Regions from separate parts of the Homo sapiens genome. Here regions 2 and 3 are each linked to region 1. A link is an interaction called in ENCODE POLR2A ChIA-PET data of the cell type or tissue named here. Cell type or tissue: GM12878. All regions are shown on one strand. Links, peaks and the distances in the headings refer to the core of each region. The heading gives the core; the rest is flanking DNA. Region 1 has its middle 84 kb from the start of CUX1. Region 2 overlaps CUX1 (cut like homeobox 1). Region 3 overlaps CUX1 (cut like homeobox 1).

Region 1 (5,774 bases), core at 1,160-5,159:
TACCTGTGAGCCTCTGGGTAACGTCTTCAGCCTGTTATCTTTGCATCCAGCTAATTAGGTCACTTATTCCTACAGAAACCCATCTTTCAAGGAATGGCCATCCCTGCCAAGGCCACTGAGCCCTGTTGACCCTGGACTCTCTCCTGTCTCTTCCCTGGTGCTGGCCAGTGTGTCCACGTTGCTGTGATTGCTGAATTAATGTCTGTCCCTCCCTCCAGGCCGTGCATGATGACACCCCCTGTAGCTGCCATGGAGCCCAGCACCCAGTGGATATGCAAAAAGCCCACGTAGGCCGGGCATGATGGCTCACGCCTATAATCCCAGCACTTTGGGAGGCTGAGATGATCACTTGAGGCCAGGAGTTTGATACCAGCCTGGGCAACATAGTGAGACTCCATCTCTACAAAAAATTTAAAAATTAGCCACTCATGCTGGCGTGCACCTGTCATCCTAGCTACTTGGGAGACTGAGGCAGGAGGATCACCTGAGCCCAGGAGTTCCAGGCTGCAGTGAGCTATGACTGCACCACTGCACTCCAGGCTGGCCAACAGAGTGAGACCCTGTCTCTGAAAGAAAAGAAAGAAAAGAGGGAAAGAAAGAGAGACAGAGAGAGAAAGAGAGAAAGGAAGGAAGGAAGGAAGGGAGGGAGGGAGGGAGGGAGGGAGGGAAAAGAAAAGAGTGGAAAATTCAAGGTTGGTGTAAGCTGAATGAAAAAGCATTGTCCTGGAGTTGCACTTAAGCCCATTCCTGTTTTCAGCTTCTCGAACTCTCCCATTTTTCCCAAGCATAAATTGATCCCAGTCCTCCTCTACCTATAACCCACCAAGAGCTTCCCATTGTGATTATAATAAAACCTAAGCTCCTTACCATCACTCACAGGCGACATCACCTACAGGTCCTACAGGGACATGGTCCCTGCCTCCTCTTACATCACAGTGGGAAACTCTTAGAGGGTTCTAGGGGGAGAGGCGTCTTCCCTCCTGGATTGACATTTCAGCCACTTTGTGCCCCGACCCTCTCCAAGTTCATTTCCGTCTCCCTCTCTGCAGGGCCAGGTGATTCAGAAACTGATCGCATGCCAGAGAACCAACGACCCACTGCCCTTCAGCCTCTTCACAGGGGCATTTGCAAGAGAAGGAGTTTTTCTTTTCACCAGCGTCATTCGGAATTGCCAGGACAAGGTGATAATAAAAAGCAGACGGCTTTGAGTAATTTTATTATTGTTATTAAATTGGCTACAGACAAGGCATTCCCTCATTACCTGCACCTGGGAGGGACCACTTGCACCACTGCCAGCCCCAGCTCCAAAGGAAGACGTCCACCATCCGTCCCTCCACTGGGCAGGTATAGGAACAGAGGATGTGACCTCATGGCCACCCCATAGGGTCACCTGATACAGAATGAGGCAGGCACCAGCATGGATTTTATGTCACCCCACCAGGGTGATGAGGGGGGCAGCAGGCCCTCAGTCATGTGGTCACAGGGCAGGATTTCAAGGAGTATCCACATGACAGGTTTTTGATTTGGGCCTTGGAAAGAAGTAAGGTATCCATGGCCAGGTGTGGTGGCTCACACTTGTAATCCCAGCACTTTTGGGAGGCCGAGGTGGGCAGATCACCTGAGGTCAGGAGTTCGAAACCAGCCTGGCCAACATGGTGAATCCCCGTCTCTACTAAAAATGCAAAAATTAGCCCGGCATGCTGGTGGTTGCCTGTAATCCCAGCTACTCAGGAGGCTGAGGCAGGAGAATCGCTTGAACCCGGGAGGCGGAGGTTGCAGTAAGCCGAGATCGCATCACTGCACTCCAGCTTGGGTGACAGAGTGAGACTCTGTCCCAAAATAAATAAACAAGCAAACAAACAAATAAATAAAAGAAGTAAGACACCCACCACACACCCTTCTGTCAGCTTCCTCTGTGACTAGTGTGGATGTTCTCAAAGGCAGCAGAACTCTAGGACCATTCCTTTATTTTTTTCTTTGGAGAGGATCTTACTCTGTTCCCCAAGCTGGACTGCAGTGGCGCAATCCTAGCTCATCGCAGCCTCCAATTCCTGGGTTCAAGCGATCCTCCTGTCTCAACCTCCTAAGTAGCTGAGACTACAGGTGCATGCCACCATGCCTGGCTAATGTTTAAATCTTTCTGTAGAGATGGGGTGGGTAGTCTCGCTATGTTGCCCAGGCTGGTCTTGAACTCTTGGCCTCAAGCCATCCTCCCACCTAGGCCTTCTAAAGTACTAGTATTACAGGCCTGAGCCACAGCTTTTGGCCTAGGACCCTTCCTTAGAGTCCCTGCTGTGAAGCTGGGCTGGGCTGCTGAGGGGCCATGGCAGATGCTGATTACAGGGAACAAGAGCAAAATAGGAAGAGCCTCTGAGCATCCTTCCCTGGCTGTTCCCTATGCTTGTCCTTCTCCTTGCCCCAAACCTACACCTATTCCCCACTCTCTCAAGGAGGTCCAGTTCTGTGCATTTTATTTTTTTTAAGAGGTAAACTGGAGCAGGCTGGGCGCAGTGGCTCACGCCTGTAATCCCAGCACTTTTGGAGGCTGAGGTGGGCAGATCACTTGAGGCCAGGAGTTCGAGACCAGCCTGGCCAATGTGGTGAAACCCCATTTCTACTAAAAATACAAAAATTAGCTGGGCATGGTGGTACACGCCTGTAATTCCAGCTATTCAGGAGGCTGAGACAGGAGAATCGCCTGAACCCAGAAGGTAGAGGTTGCAGTGAGCCAAGATCGTGCCACTGCACTCCAGCCTGGGCAACAGAGCAAGACTCATCTTTAAAAAAAAAAAAAAAAAAAAAAGATGTGAACTGGAGCAAAGTTACAGCCAATGGGTGCTGGTCACATGCCAGCAGGGGTTTTTTCATTTTGCCTCTCTGGGAACCCTCATATTCCCTGTACCCCTGCCCCCTAACAACAGAGTGAGCTCCATGACAGCAGGAAGAAGAGACAGGACTGGGGAATGGATCAAACAGGGTCCTGCTGAATAACTAGCCAGGCAGTGGAAATGCTTCTGAACAGTAAAATTTCAACAGAAACACCAGAGAAAGGAGATGCCGGCCAAGTGGGCAGAGAAAGCTTGGCCCGGAACACAGCTTCCCGTTCCAGCTTCCGCAGGGGGATTAAAGACAGATTCGGCCGCTCACATCCAGCCCTTGTGAGGGGCCCGCCGCTGCCCCAGGCATTAACACACACCTCCTGATTCATTTTGTCCTGACCACAGCCCTTCGGCATGCCCATTTTACCGGTGGTGGCACTGAGTCTCTGAGAAACGTAATGATTGCATAGGGAAGCCAGGCTCTCTGCCGGCCGGGCCGGCGCAGGGCTGTTTTCAAGGGAAACTGAAACCTGAAACCTGACCTCCCTGCCCTGGCTCTCAGCACAGCCTCCTGCCACCCTCCCACTATCCCCACCCTCACCCCCCGCCCCCCGCCACTCCCATCCCCCTTCTCACCCATCTGCCTGCAGGCTGGTGGCTGGCCACTACTGGAAGACTTCCAGGCGCTCTCCCCTCTCCAGTCCCTGAAACATTTTGGAAGAAGGGAGAGGCCGGGAACTTTGGGTCCAACATGAAGGACATTAGTAGGTGTTAGAAAAAATAGTCAAGTGTGAAATAAATTCCTGCAAACCTCCCGGCCTTGCTGGGAACCTTCGCTTCACCATCCGACAAACCCACAGCTAATAAATCAGAGGCGGTGACCAGAGCTGGAATGACCAAAACAGCCTGAGCTGGATCCACACAGAGCCTCAGAGGGGCAGAGAAGGGAGCCCTCTGGCCACCTGCCCTCTCCTGTAGCGCCAGCTCCCTGAGCACTATTTTTTTTTTTTCCAAGACGGAGTCTCACTCTGTCATCCAGGCTGGAGTGCAGTGGTGCAATGTCGGCTCACTGCAACCTCCGCCTCCCGAGTTCAAGCGATTCTCCTGCCTCAGCCTCCCAAGTAGCTAGGATTGCAGGCGCGTGCCACCACATCTGGCTAATTTTAGTATTTTTAGTAGAGACGGAGTTTCACCCATGTTGGCCAGGCTGGTCTTGAACTCCTGACCTGCAGTGATCAGGAGTTCACTGCAGTGATCAGGCCCGCCTCGGCCTCCCAAAGTGCTGGGATTACAGGTGTGAGCCACCTCGCCCAGCCCTCCCCACGCTTTTTGAGTTCTCCCTGCAGACTTAGAATCTTTGGACAGCCTCCAAAATGACTCCCTTACAGCCAGAGCTGGGTCCCAGGTCATGAGAGGTTTTCAGAGCGTCTGAACAGACAGGCCAGCTCAGGGATCTCTGAGAGGGTTTACCTCCCACTCTACCAAGCCTCCTCCTGAGACCGCAACCCCCATACCCTGAATCCTATTCCCAGCTGGCCAGGCCTTGTGCCACCTCTTCTCACCAGGCAGGAATTGAGGCCCACAGAACAGAAGAGATCTGTCCAGAGCTTACTCTGAATCTATGTTCCCTCTCTGGGCCCCAGCATGTTGTGTCTGTACCTGAAGGATATATGTACAACCTGACGTCTCATGTGGGCACGTGAATTGTAGCCGGCTGGCTCAACCAGAATCCAAGCTCTGTAAAGGCAAGGCTTGAGCCTGGCCTAATTTTTGCAGGCTAAAATGCTAGCTCAGACCCCAGCTATAGAAAGAAAGAAGAAAGGAGGGAAGAGAGGAAGAAGAAATGTGAAACAAGGAAGGTTTTGGAACTGGGATTTTATTCTGATGGGGCCACAGTAACAATGAATTGTACAATTCCTTCAGGCGCGGTGGCTCACACCTGTAATGCCAGCACTTTGGGAGGCCGAGACGGGAGGATCGCTTGAGGCCTGGAGTTCCAGACCAGCATAGGCAACAAAGCAAGACCCCAAATCTACAAAAAATTTTAAAATTAGCCATGCACTGCATTCCCAGTGGTGCGGGCCTGCAGTCCCAGCTACTCAGGAGGCTGAGGTGGGAGGACTGCTTGAGCCCAGGAGGTCGAGGCTGCAGTGTGAGCTATGAACATCATGCCACTGTCATCCAGCCTGGGTGACAGAGGGATATTCTGTCTCTAAAAAACAAAAATTAGCAGCCGGTCACAGTGGCTCACACCTGTAATCCCAGCACTTTGGGAGGCTGAGGCGGGCAGATCACAAGGTCAGGAGATCAAGACCATCCTGGCTAACACAGTGAAACCCCGTCTCTACTAAAAATATAAAAAATTAGCCAGGCATGGTGGCACGCACCTGTAGTCTCAGCTACTCTGGAGGCTGAGGCAGGAGAATCGTTTGAACCCAGGAGGTGGAGGTTGCAGTGAGCTGAGATCATGCCACTGCACTCCAGCCTGGGCGACATAGTGAGACTCTGTCTCAAAAAAAAAATAAAAAAAAATTAAAATTAAAAATTAGCCAGGCATGGTGGTGCACGCCTGTAGTCCCAGCTCTTCAGGAGGCTGAAGCAGAAAGATCATTTGAGCCCAGGAATTCAAGGCTGCTGTGAGTTACAATCATACCACTGCCCACCAGCCTGGGCAACACAGCAAGACCCTGTAAAAGAAAAAAAAGAAAAGGGATTTTGTTCTCCTGCTCTAGAGTGTGAAGTCCCAGGGAAGGGCTGTGATAGGCCCAGGTGGTGTCATGTGACCACCCCATTGGCCCAATCACGATGACCAGAACTGAGTCTGATTCAAGAAACAAGGAAATGGCCCAGGGCAGACAGAGTCCCAGATGTCCACTACACGTGGGTTTATTTCGTTTGCCCAGCATATCAGCTCTGGAAAGGAAGGCAAGAAGAAGGGGTAAGTACTATGGCCTC
Region 2 (5,774 bases), core at 532-4,531, 140 kb after region 1:
TATTTATTTGTTTATTTATTTTTGAGACAGAGTCTCTCTCTGTTGCCCAGTTTGGAGTGCAGTGGCATGATCTTGGCTCACTGCAACCTCTGCCTCTTGGGTTCAAGTGATTCTCATGCTGCAGTCTCCCGAGTAGCTGGGATTACAGGCGCCCATCACCACGCCCGGCTAATTTTTGTATTTTTAGTAGAGACGGGGTTTCACCATGTTGGCCAGGTTGGTCTTGAATTCCTGACCTCAAATGATCCACCCACCTTGGCCTCCCAAAGTGTTGGGATTACAGGCATGAGCCACCGCGCCCGGCCCATAGAAGGATTTTTTTGGGGGGAAAGAATCTGTAAAGTGATTATTTTGGAGGTGGAGAGGAGAAAATGAGACTAAAGAAGATAGAGTGGGGGCTTCTATGATTTTTTTTTTTTTTTTAAATAGATATGACAAAATGATAAAATTTGGTAAAGCTATGTGTTAGGTACATAGGAATTTATACTTTTCTGTATGCGTGAAATATTACGAAAAAATAAAGCCACATACACTATCTGTTTTTGTGTGTGTATGTGTCAATAGGATTTAGGCCTTTTTTGCACTTCTAGGTTAAAGTTTTCAAGATGAGGGTATTTTTTCCCCCTCTCTGTTAGAGAATACTAAAGTTATGTTGGTTTTATTTTTTATTTTATTTATTTACTTAGTTTTTACAATGTACCATTTTAATCATTTGGGTATCCTTTTTAAAATCTCTGAGCTTTTTTATTTTTTATTTTTTTTGAGACGGAGTCTCGCTCTGTCACCCGGGCTGGAGTGCAGTGGCCCGATCTCAGCTCGCTGCAACCTCCGCCTCCCAGGTTCAAGTGATTCTCCTGCCTCAGCCTCCCGAGTAGCTGGGATTACAGGCATGCACTGTCATGGCCAGTTAATTTTTGTATTTTTAGTAGAGACGGGGTTTCACCATGTTGGCCAGGATGGTCTTGATCTCCTGACCTTGTGATCCTCCCATCTAGGTCTCCCAAAGTGCTAGGATTACAGGCGTGAGCCACCGCGCCTGGCCTCAGCTTCTTTTTTTTTTTTTTTTTTTTAATTTTTATTTTAAGTTCCATAGTACATGTGCAGGATGTACAGGTTTGTTACATAGGTAAACGTGTGTACCATGGTGGTTTGCTGCACCTAGGTATTAAGCCCAGCATGCATTAGCTATTTTTCCTAATGCTATCCCTCCCCCCACCCCATATGTTTTATTTTATTTTTTATAGAGACAGGGCCTCACTATGTTGCCCAGGCTGATCTCAAATTCCTGGCCTAAAGCGATCCTCCCACCTCAGCCTCCCAAAATGTTGGGATTACCAAGTGTGAGCCACCATGCCTGGTATTATGTTGGCTTTAATTATATTTGTGGAAGAACTTCTATGTTCTCTTTCCTTATTTTAAATATTGGGAGATAGATGAAACATTTTAGGTTTCTCTACATTTGAAGAAGAGGTATATTTTCTTAGGTTCTTCTTTTTGTGAGACAGAGTGCAGTGGCACGATCTTGGCTCACTGCAACCTCCACTTCCCGAGTTCAAGCGATTCTCCTGCCTCAGCCTCCGGAGTAGCTGGGATTACAGGCGTGCACTACCACACTCGGCTAATTTTTTGTATTTTTAGTAGAGACAGGGTTTTGCCATATTGGTCAGGTTGGTCTCGAACTCCTGGCCTCAGGTGATCCGCCTGCCTCAGCCTCCCAAAGTGCTGGGAATACAGGCATGAGCTACCGCGTCCTGCCAGGTTCTCCTTTTGATAGAATAATATAGGTACTTGCCTCTGTTTCTATTCAGTATCAGTGAATTATCTACAGGAAAATGAACACAGGAAGACTGCTGAAGTAAAGAGGCCCACAGTGCCTGCATTCCCTTGCCTCATGTAGTCTTAGACTATTCAGGATGCTTTGAAAAGAGTAAACTGTAAATCATATTTCATATTCTTTGGGCCAGGAGTCTGGAATGGTTTCATATTGCCTGTGAAACAAGAGATGCTTCTCAGAATGAGATTTCTGGCTTAATTGAATTCGGATTATTGCAGGCAGGATGGGAGTGAAATGGTACATTCCTTTCATGCCAGTTGTGGAGAGGATCTCCGTGCAGGCCGTTGATAGAATAATATCCTGTGCTTCCTTGGTGTCTCTCTCTGAGGAAATAAGGGCTTAATATGTCCTATTCAATTAATCCTCACCGCATCCTTAAAGGTGACTGGAAGGCAGATAGTATTAACTCCATTTTACTTAAAAAGCAGCGGAAACATGGTGATTTGGAACTCCCTGGGAGCCCTCGAACTTTTCTCTAAACTCCACCGGTAGCTGAGGAGCAGGACACACGCACAGAGGAAGGACATATTTATGGCGCATCGCCTTGGTGCCAGGCACCGTTGGGAACTTTTTAGGATCGTGATGTCTTTGAATTCTCAGGACGTTTCTGCGAGGTGGTGGGCGGTATCATCCTGGTTTTTCAGGGAGAAGTCAAGTCACTGGCCCAGGTCCTCAAGCTGGCCAGTGTGGCCCGGTCTGACCCCGAGGTTCTGCCCGGGTTTCTGTCCCTCCAGCCTGGCATCGTGAACTCAGGGGAAACAGATGGGGAATCTGTTGTTGTAACAAAGATTCTAAGGATTTGAAGCAAAATCAACACACTCAGTTGTAGAGGGTACCACGTGGTTGATACCATTGAAGACAATTGCACCTAAATGAAATAATTTGATGGCGTGGAGTCCAGTTTCAGAGCGTTTGCATCACACCTTCTGACACCAGGCTGGGGGGCCGCCTGTCCCAGAGCATCGAGGACAGACACCGCTGCTGTTAGACCTCATTCCACCCCTTTAGTGGGGACCCACCGCGCGCTGGCCGCAAGCCTATTTTAATTTGTAACAATTCTGCTTGATGACAGGAAGACGTCAAAAAGGAGAAATCAGGCTAACTGGGGCTCCTTGTCCACTTGGGGGGCATGTCTCAGTGTCTTGCCTGGGGCCTTGTACACACCCTCTCTTACCGGGAGTAAAGTGAGGTTTAGAAAGATTACCTTTGTCCTGGGTCATTCTTCCTTAAATCACAGCTAGGATGCAAACCCAGACCTCTCTGATGTCAGTTTGCAAGCTCTTTCAGGTACCGTCAGCCACATGCCAGGCCTTCAGTGGGGTGATGTTTTTTGTTGTTTTTAGAAAATACTGCTATTCACTCATGGGAAATAGGGACGAGGGCTTAGATTTCAGCTGCTTTGCATTAGACAATGATTTCTCTTATTATAAGCAGAGCTCTCTATTAACCAAAAACACTTGGCTGTTAGACATGGTGTTTAATTGCTGTTAGAATGTATTTTTGTCACACTGCCCTATAATAAGCCAAAGAACTGTTTGTGCCAAACAGTGAAGGGAAGCTAGGGGAGGATGAAAACTGTGCCTGCTACTCCACCTCCCTTCTTTCGAGGTCGTGGTGTTTTGTTTGCTGTTTTAGCTGTGGTGTGTGTGTACCACTCGTACCTTTCACAGGAGGACACCTCATCTGAATACCAGTCAGGACCTGAGACGCGTTGAGCCCCTCCCCACAGTGCCCACGGGTAGGTGCGCCGCTCTCTGCCCCTTCCGGGAGCTCTGCTTTTTCTACCTTTAGAGATTTCTTTCATCCTCTATTACGTAGGCCTGACTTTTTGCCTAATAAAGGAAAAACAACCATCTATTTAGCACTCTTTTTTTTTTTCCCAAAATGGAAATGACTTTCTCTCTGATTTTTACAAAGCAAAAAATGAGAGTAAAGATTAAGAAACTACAAGAAATTATGGTGAAGGGAGTAAAGATGGCCATGAATCCTATGACTGCCGATGGTTTGGTCCCAGGATGCATTATTCAGATATTTTCTCCCTGTGGGCTTATGTAAACAGAAAGCTAGGTGAGTGGAAGTAACACGTCAAATACTGATTTGTGGCTGGGTGCGGTGGCTCACGCCTGTAATCCCAGCACTTTGGGAGGCCGAAGTGGGTGGATCACCTGAGGCCAGGAGTTCGAGACTAGCCTGGCCAACATGGCGAAACCCCATCTCTACTAAAAATAAAAAATTAACCAGGTGTGGTGGCACACGCTTGTAGTCCCAGCTACTCTGGAGGCTGAGGCAGGAGAGTCGCTTGATCCTAGGAGGCGGAGGTTGCAGTGAGCCGAGATGGTGCCACTGCGTTCCAGCCTGGGCGACAGATTAAAAAAAAAACAAAAAAAAAACCTGATTTGCAACAATTTTGTGTCCTAGCCTAGAGTTTACCGTGCTATTGAAAATATCTTTCGGCTGGGCGCGCTGGCTCATGCCTGTAATCCCAGCAGTTTGGGAGGCCAAGGCAGGCGGATCACGAGATCAGGAGATCGAGACCATCCTGGCCAACATGGTGAAACCCTGTCTCCACTAAAATAGAAAAAATTAGCCAGGCGTGGTGGCACGCACCTGTAGTCCCAGCTACTCAGGAGGCTGAGGCAGGGGAATCGTTTGAACCTGGGAGGTGGAGGTTGCAGTGAGTTGAGATCGGGCCACTGTGCTCTGACCTGGCAACATAGCAAAACTCCGTCTAAAAAAAAAAAGAAAAATGAAAAAGAAAATATCTTTCAATGATAGTTAATATATATATACACACACACACTGTATTTGAAGTGACATGTTACATGGTTTTCCACTATATGATTTCTCATATTTCATCAAATTGATCCTCTTGAACTCCTGACCTCAAGTGATCTGCCTGCCTCGGCCTCCCAAAGTGCTGAGATTCCAGGCGTGAGCCACCGCACCCGGCCTCTGATCTTTTTTTCATCTTTTTCCTAGTTTCTGACCTCACTACCACTCTGCACCACGTTGGGATGGGTATCCTTGTACATCCGTGCAGCTTTTCTATGATTTTTAATGTCTGATTATTTTCTTAGGTTAAATTTCTAAAAGTAGAAGTGAACAGCGTGTGCACATTTTTATGACTTTGGGTACATTTCATTACATTACTTTCCAGAAAAGTTGGAACAATTCATAGCAGTAACTGCACTGAATTTCTTGTATTACTTACCTATTTTTAAGCAAGTAATATAATCTCTTGGTTCCAAAAACAAAGCATAAAGAAAAGTCTCCTATCTGCCTACCTCCCCACCCACTGTTGTTGATTTTTTGGTGTGTATCCTTCCAGAGTTTCATTATATACACAGAAACAAATACCAGTGTCACCCTCCTTTGTATGCACATAGTCTAGCATGCCATGCACACTCTTGTGCAAGTGGCTTTTTATTTTTTAAAATTAACAGGCCAGGTACAGTGGCTCATGCCTGTAAACCCAGCACTTTGGGAGGCCAAGGAAGGCGGATCACTTGAGGTCAGGAGTTTGAGATCAGCCTGGCCAACATGGCAAAACCCCGTCTCTACTAAAAATACAAAAATTAGCTGGGCATGGTGGCGGGCACGTGTAATCCCAGCTACTGGGGAGGCTGAGGCAGGAGAATCGCTTGAGCCCAGGAGGTGGAGGTTTCAGTGAGCCGAGACCGTCCCACTGCACTCCAGCCTGGGTGACAGAACGAGACTCTGTTTCCAAAATAAATAAATAAAAATTAACAGTGTTTCTTACACTTTTCAAATCAGTACATTAAAATCCCTCCAATTGTGTGTGTGTGTGTGTGTGTGTGTGTGTGTGTGTGTGTGTGTGTGTTTATTAAAGCGACACCATTGTTCAATGATATGAATAGGTATATTTTATATACTTGGTTCCATTTTGATAGATATTTGGGTTGCTTCCTTGAAGAATGTT
Region 3 (5,774 bases), core at 620-4,619, 340 kb after region 1:
GCCTGCCTTCTTTTGGCGGGTAGCATCACCTCCCACCTTACTGCTCATGTTCTGAGCTTTTTGTTTTTCTTGAGATGGGGTCTTGCTCTATCACCTGGGCTCAAGTGCAATGGTGTGATCTCCGCACACTGCAACCTCTGCCTTCTGGGTTCAAGCGATTCTCGTGCCTCAGCCTCCCAAGTAGCTGGGATTACAGGCGTGCGCCACCACACCTGGCTAATTTTTGTATTTTTAGTAGAGATGAGTTTTCACCATGTTGGCCGGGCTGGTCTCGAACTCCTGACCTCAGATGATCCGCCCCCCTCAGCCTCCAAAAGTGCTGGGATTACAGGCGTGAGCACCATGCCTGGCCTGTGTTCTGAGCATTTTGTCACCAACTCTGGCCATCCAACCTCTAGGATGTCTCAATTCCAGCCACTTGCCTTCACCCAAACTCCTGCCCTACAGTCTGCAGTTCACGGTGGCATGAGTCTAAGTGCTTACAGGGCGGCCAGACTCTTCCTGGCTAATCGCCACCGACCCCTCTGGATTAACCTGTTGAGACGCCACTTCCTGACAGAGAGGTCTTCCTGGCCTCCCCAGCTGGTTTAGGGGACCCTTCCCATGCACACACACACCCTGGCCGGGGACCCTGCCATTCACTTCATCATAATTCCTTGGTAACTGTTTGGCCGAGAGACTGGTTCAGTGCGGTTTTGTCCCTATTTCCTTTATATCCACCCCAGTGCCTGCCATGTGGCAGAAACTCCATAAATATTGCTAAATGAATGCAGAAATTAATGAATCAAATTATTTCTTCAAAATGCTGAGTGTTTTTTTGGTCTCAGGCTCCTACTGTTCCCACTGAACCACCCTCCCGAGGTTGAAGCTTCCCAGTGAGGGCGAGCACTGCAGAGCACTAAGACAAGTCAATTGCAGGAGAACAGAATGTATCTTTTATTGAGTTGTAGCAGTTTAATAGCTGTCTGAACTCTCATTTTACTTTGTTGTCATTCTATAAAGATTTACATGCCTGCATGGACATTTATACAGCACTTAGCATTCGGAGTTGCCCAAACCAGCACATGTGCATCTGAGGACTTCGGCTCTGGGGCCGGCCCTTGGTGTCTGGGATCTGTGTTTGGTTTACCAGACGTCCCGCCGGCGCCCCAAGCCCAGCACACAGGGTAGGATCTCCCTCCACCCCAGCTTATCCCCCACCATCCCCACCCGCCCCACTTCTCCCTTGGTGTTCTGGCTCCTCCCTCTTCTTCATCTTCCACCTTCTATAATTTCCTTCACATTAAAGACACAAAGGCCAGGCATGGTGGTTCACGCCTGTAACCCCAGCACTTTGGGAGGCCGAAGCAGGCAGATCACCTGAGATCACGACTTTGCAACTAGCCTGGCCACATGGTGAAACCTCGTCTCTACTAAAAAAATACAAGACATTAGGTGGGCGTGGTGGTGGGCACCTGTAATCCCAGCTACTTGGGAGGCTGTGGCAGGACAGTCGGTTGAACCCAAGAGGTGGAGGTTGCAGTGAGCCGAGATTGTACTACTGCACTCCAGCCTGGGTGACAGAGCAAGACTGTCTAAAAAATAAATAAAATTAAAAAAAAAAGACACCAAATAAGCATTTAGCAATACAGTAGCATTGAACCCTCATGGTCCTCATGTACCTCTGAGTAGGTTTGGTAGTTCATACCTTGGTGTTTGTTCTTTTCATTTGCCACCAGATCGCTTCTTATTTCTTAGTCAGTTTCGCGAGTACTATCAGACTTGTCTTCCTGGGTATTACTCGGGTCAATGCCTGAGACCCCAGCACCCCTCATGCCCCACACCACACCCCCAGGGCATCAAGAACCAGGCTGAGCCCCAGGGATACAACAGCCAGCTCAGTTCCTGCCCTCAGACTATAGAGGCTGGTGGGAATATGGGCATTAAAAAGTAATTGCGACCGGGTGCAGTGGCTCACACCTGTAATCCCAGCACTTTGGGAGGCTGAGGTAGCTGAATTACCTGAATTACTTGAGCCCAGGGGTTGAAGACCAGCCTGGGCAACACGGTAAAACCCCGTCTCTACAAAAGATACAAAAGTTAGCTGGGCATGGTGGCGTTCGCCTGTAGTCCCAGCTGCTCAGGAGGCTGCGGTGGGTGGATCACCTGAGCCCAGGAGATCAAGGCTGCAGTGAGCCAAGATCACGCCACTGCACTTCAGCCTGGGTGACAGAGTGGGACCCTGTCAAATTAAAAAAAAAAAAAAATTAGAAAAAAGAAGAAGAAAAAGTAATTGCACAAATAACTGAATTTTAGGTGCGATAAGCAAAGCCCACTGGGCAATGAGAGTATAGAATAAGGTGAATCAAGCAGGACAGAGGCAGCTGCCCTCAGGTGGCACCAACTGGGGCCAGGAGAAGAAGCCACAGGAAGCAGTTTTCTGACCAGAGAAAGCAGCAGCAGGGAGGAGCTGGGACAGGAAGGAGACCAGCAGGTGGGGAGAATGTCGGGTCAATGGGGCTTAGTGAGCAGAAGAGGAAAAGGACCCAGCAGCAGCCAAGCCCTGCAGCAGCCAGACGGAGACACTGAAGTAGTCAGAGGGGCTGTGAATAATGACTCTGGGGATCGGGCGCAGTGGCTTACTCCTATAATCACTGTACTTTGGGAGGCTGAGGCAGGAGAGGTATTTGAGGCCAGGAGTTCGAGACCAGCCTGGGCAACATAGCAAAACCCCCCATCTCTTTAAAAAAAAAAAAAAAAAAAAAGATGAACAAGTAAAATATGCAGCCTCTGTCTCTAGTTCAAGACCAGCCTGGCAACATAGCAAGACCCTCCCATCTCTTTAAGAAAAAAATAAACAAGTAAAATAGGCAGCTTCTGTCCCTTACTGTAATGAAATGAGAAATGTCTCTGCTCTTAAAATGTAATGTGACCCTCTCAGGTAGCTGGGAATATTCTGGAATGACCGCTTCTAACAGGCTCTTGCATAGCTGGAATTTTACTGAGTTCTAAGCAAAATTATGACAGTATGCATAATTCGTCAGTAATTAACCTTGTGTGGGTGACTTGCTCTTGCTTCTTGATACTTTTCATTTTTTTTTTTTTTTACAATGAGTATGTATTTATTTCTACAATGGTGGAGAACATAAATTAGTAAAATATTCAACTTGCAATCTTAGTTTCTGAATAGGCCTTATTAATGTATTGCAGATAAGAACTTAGTCAACTAGTTGTAGGGTAAAACACAAGTGTGACTTCTCTGTTCCAGAAACATCTTAGTAATGTTTTTGGGGGTTTTTGTTTGTTTTTTATTTTTTAGCAGCGGGGTCTCTGTTGCCCAACCTGGAGTGCACTGGTACCATCATAGCTCATTTAACCGCCTCCTGGCTCAAGTGATCCCCCTGCCTCAGCCTCCTGAGTAGCAGGAACTACAGGCACACGCCACCACACCTGGCTAATTTTTAAATTTTTTGTAGAGATGGGGTCTTGCCATGTTGCCAAGGCTGGTCTCAAACTCCTAGGCTCAAGCAATCCTCCCGCCTCGGCCTCCCAAAGTGCTGAGATTACAGGCGTGAGCCACCACACCCAGCCTAGTAATGGTGTATTTTAAAGAGTTCCTAGGTAGAAGAAAAAGACTAGGCACTCCAGAACTTCTGTGCTTTGGTTGCAAAGTTCACTGGAAGCATCTCTTTGCAAGTTGTCCTTGCCTCTGTCTGTGACCTGCTATCAGAACCGTATTTTACTGCTTGCTGAGATGCAGTTTAGTTCCTACAGACACAAACCCTTCAAATATAAAGGCAGTGCCTGGAAGGGTTTATTTTAAGATTTAAATCTTAGGAAGCACATTACCAGTGATATAAAATATTCATTGACTCATGAAACACTGCTAGAAGTCGCTGTTTCGTGACTGACTCGTCTCCCTTTATTTCCATAGGTTAACTGGTCTGCCTTTGTGAAAAGTAGATGTAGGTTTTTCGGAAGTCCTAAAAGAGAGCTGGCTGGAAAGAGTGCATTTGTAGGCCATTCCATTTTCAGAGCCTGCTCCCAAATGCCTGTGCTCTGAGGTCCTCCCCCTGGGAGAGGTTTCATTTTGGATGTAGGAAAACCATCTCTCCTGGTGACTATCCTTGTCGGCCTAGCATCTGAGAATCTAGAAATAAAATGGAATGTCATCATTTTTGAGAACTGCTTTTTAATGCTCCTCCAGGAGAATAAAATAGCAGTCTGGTTCTTGGTGCCTGCTACTTTCAAGTGAGGACACATTACAGGTTAAAATTAGAAAACACTGTTCTTTTATACTTCTTTCTCCACTGCCTGCCCCTCACTCAAAGATCCCACATTAAGACTCCTGGAAAAAAAGTTGAAGAAATCAGCCTGGCGTGGTGACTCACGCCTATAATGCCAGCACTTTGGGAGGCCGAGGCAGGCGGATCACCTGAGGTCAGGAGTTCAAGACCAGTGTGACAAACATGGTGAAACCCCGTCTCTACTAAAAATAGAAAAATTGGCCGAGCATGGTGGCGTGCACCTATAATCTCAGCTACTCGGGATGCTGAGTCACGAGAATCGCTTGAACCTGGGAGGCGGAGGTGGCAGTGAGCCTAGATCATGCCACTGCACTTTAGCCTGGGCAACAGAGTGAGACTCTGTCTCAAAAAAAAAAAAATGACAAAATCTTATGATTTCGTTAGAAATAGCCCCTGGTTTTCATGCCAAGAAGTTCATCAATGTGCCACTTGGTAGCCTTCTCGAAGGTGATAGAAATGTGGCCATTGCAGCCTGATTCTGTACGGTGACTCCAGTCCACGTATTCCAGGTCTCCAGGTGTTGGCAAACAAGACCTGGGACCCAGGGCCCCTCCGGAGAGCTCCCTGTAACTTCAGTAGCAGGAGACATGCGGGATCCCTTTACAAATCCTCAGTTTGCCTTCATAAAACATTTTCATTCATGTGATTAAGAAGTAATCACAGGCCCCAAACAAAACAGGACAGAAAGAGGAACTGGGTCTGGAAGAATAAAGCCCTGTGGGTGGCGGATAATGTGCTGACTCCTGTCCAGGATACAGGTCCCTGGCCCTAAGCTGGTCCTGAAACAGCCTCGGGGGACGAGGCTGTATGCTCTGTCCCAGTTACACTCAGGCTCCGGCATTAGGGAAATTGGAAACCAGGCATGGAAGCAGCGTCCCTACCTTCCTCGGCCAGGTTCATAAACCTGGGGCTCAATCCGCCTCTCCATGTAGGACACTGTATGTTTGCAGGCTGAGGAATTGGCCACCACTGTTCTAAAGACAAGCAGGCATGACAAGATGGGCGTTAGGCCTGTTGCCGCCAGGTTTTGCCGGCTGCCGTCCTTCCCAAGGCTTTCCCTTCTCCATCCATCCTCCCCCGGTCCCTCGACACAGCACTAGAGTGAGAACACCCTGGATGTGACTTGGGGACTCCTCCTCGGTGTGCTTGCGTGGAGAGTGGAGAGGTGCGTCGTTTGTGCCCCGCTTTGCCATGACCGGGGTGGTCCTGGCACGCCGGGTATCTAGACAGCTTTTCATCAGTCGCTCATCAGCATGCTAATTGCCGTATGACTAATTATGCCCTGAATTCCAGTTGATTTTCTTAATGAGACAGCTGGGTTAATTATGTAATCGTATGATTACATTAGCCTAGAGTGCCCTGGCGAAAAGTAGCGTCTGCCGCATTGTGATGTCATCGCGGGGACGGTGCTCACAAGGGGGACATTCATCCTCAGGCTGGTGGCAGGGGACAGCCCCCATCGCCCGCAGAGCGCACTGTGCAAACATG

The links. Peaks named below come from ENCODE experiments on the same cell type or tissue, not always from the same donor. Only the 100,000 strongest peaks of a DNase experiment are listed, where the experiment ranks them.
Region 2: POLR2A ChIA-PET joins it to region 1 with 7 read pairs; 2 of 35 experiments call an interaction of 5 or more read pairs at or near these places.
Region 3: POLR2A ChIA-PET joins it to region 1 with 6 read pairs; 4 of 35 experiments call an interaction of 5 or more read pairs at or near these places.

The regions. Positions count from the first base shown.
Region 1 is chr7:101,730,676-101,736,449 of GRCh38, forward strand. No RefSeq gene overlaps it. Among named protein-coding and RNA genes, the nearest start is that of CUX1, 84 kb to the right of the region's middle. RefSeq lists an enhancer at 2,667-3,565. In GM12878, for the core only: no CTCF peak of the experiment used is centred there; a DNase peak (open chromatin) is centred at 3,280; H3K27ac peaks cover 361 bases.
Region 2 is chr7:101,872,129-101,877,902 of GRCh38, forward strand. All of the region lies in intron 1 of CUX1 (cut like homeobox 1), which reads left to right. Among named protein-coding and RNA genes, the nearest start is that of CUX1, 57 kb to the left of the region's middle. RefSeq lists an enhancer at 4,913-5,718. In GM12878, for the core only: no CTCF peak of the experiment used is centred there; no DNase peak of the experiment used is centred there.
Region 3 is chr7:102,074,806-102,080,579 of GRCh38, forward strand. The region is part of intron 4 of CUX1 (cut like homeobox 1); the gene reads left to right. Among named protein-coding and RNA genes, the nearest start is that of SH2B2, 210 kb to the right of the region's middle. In GM12878, for the core only: no CTCF peak of the experiment used is centred there; no DNase peak of the experiment used is centred there.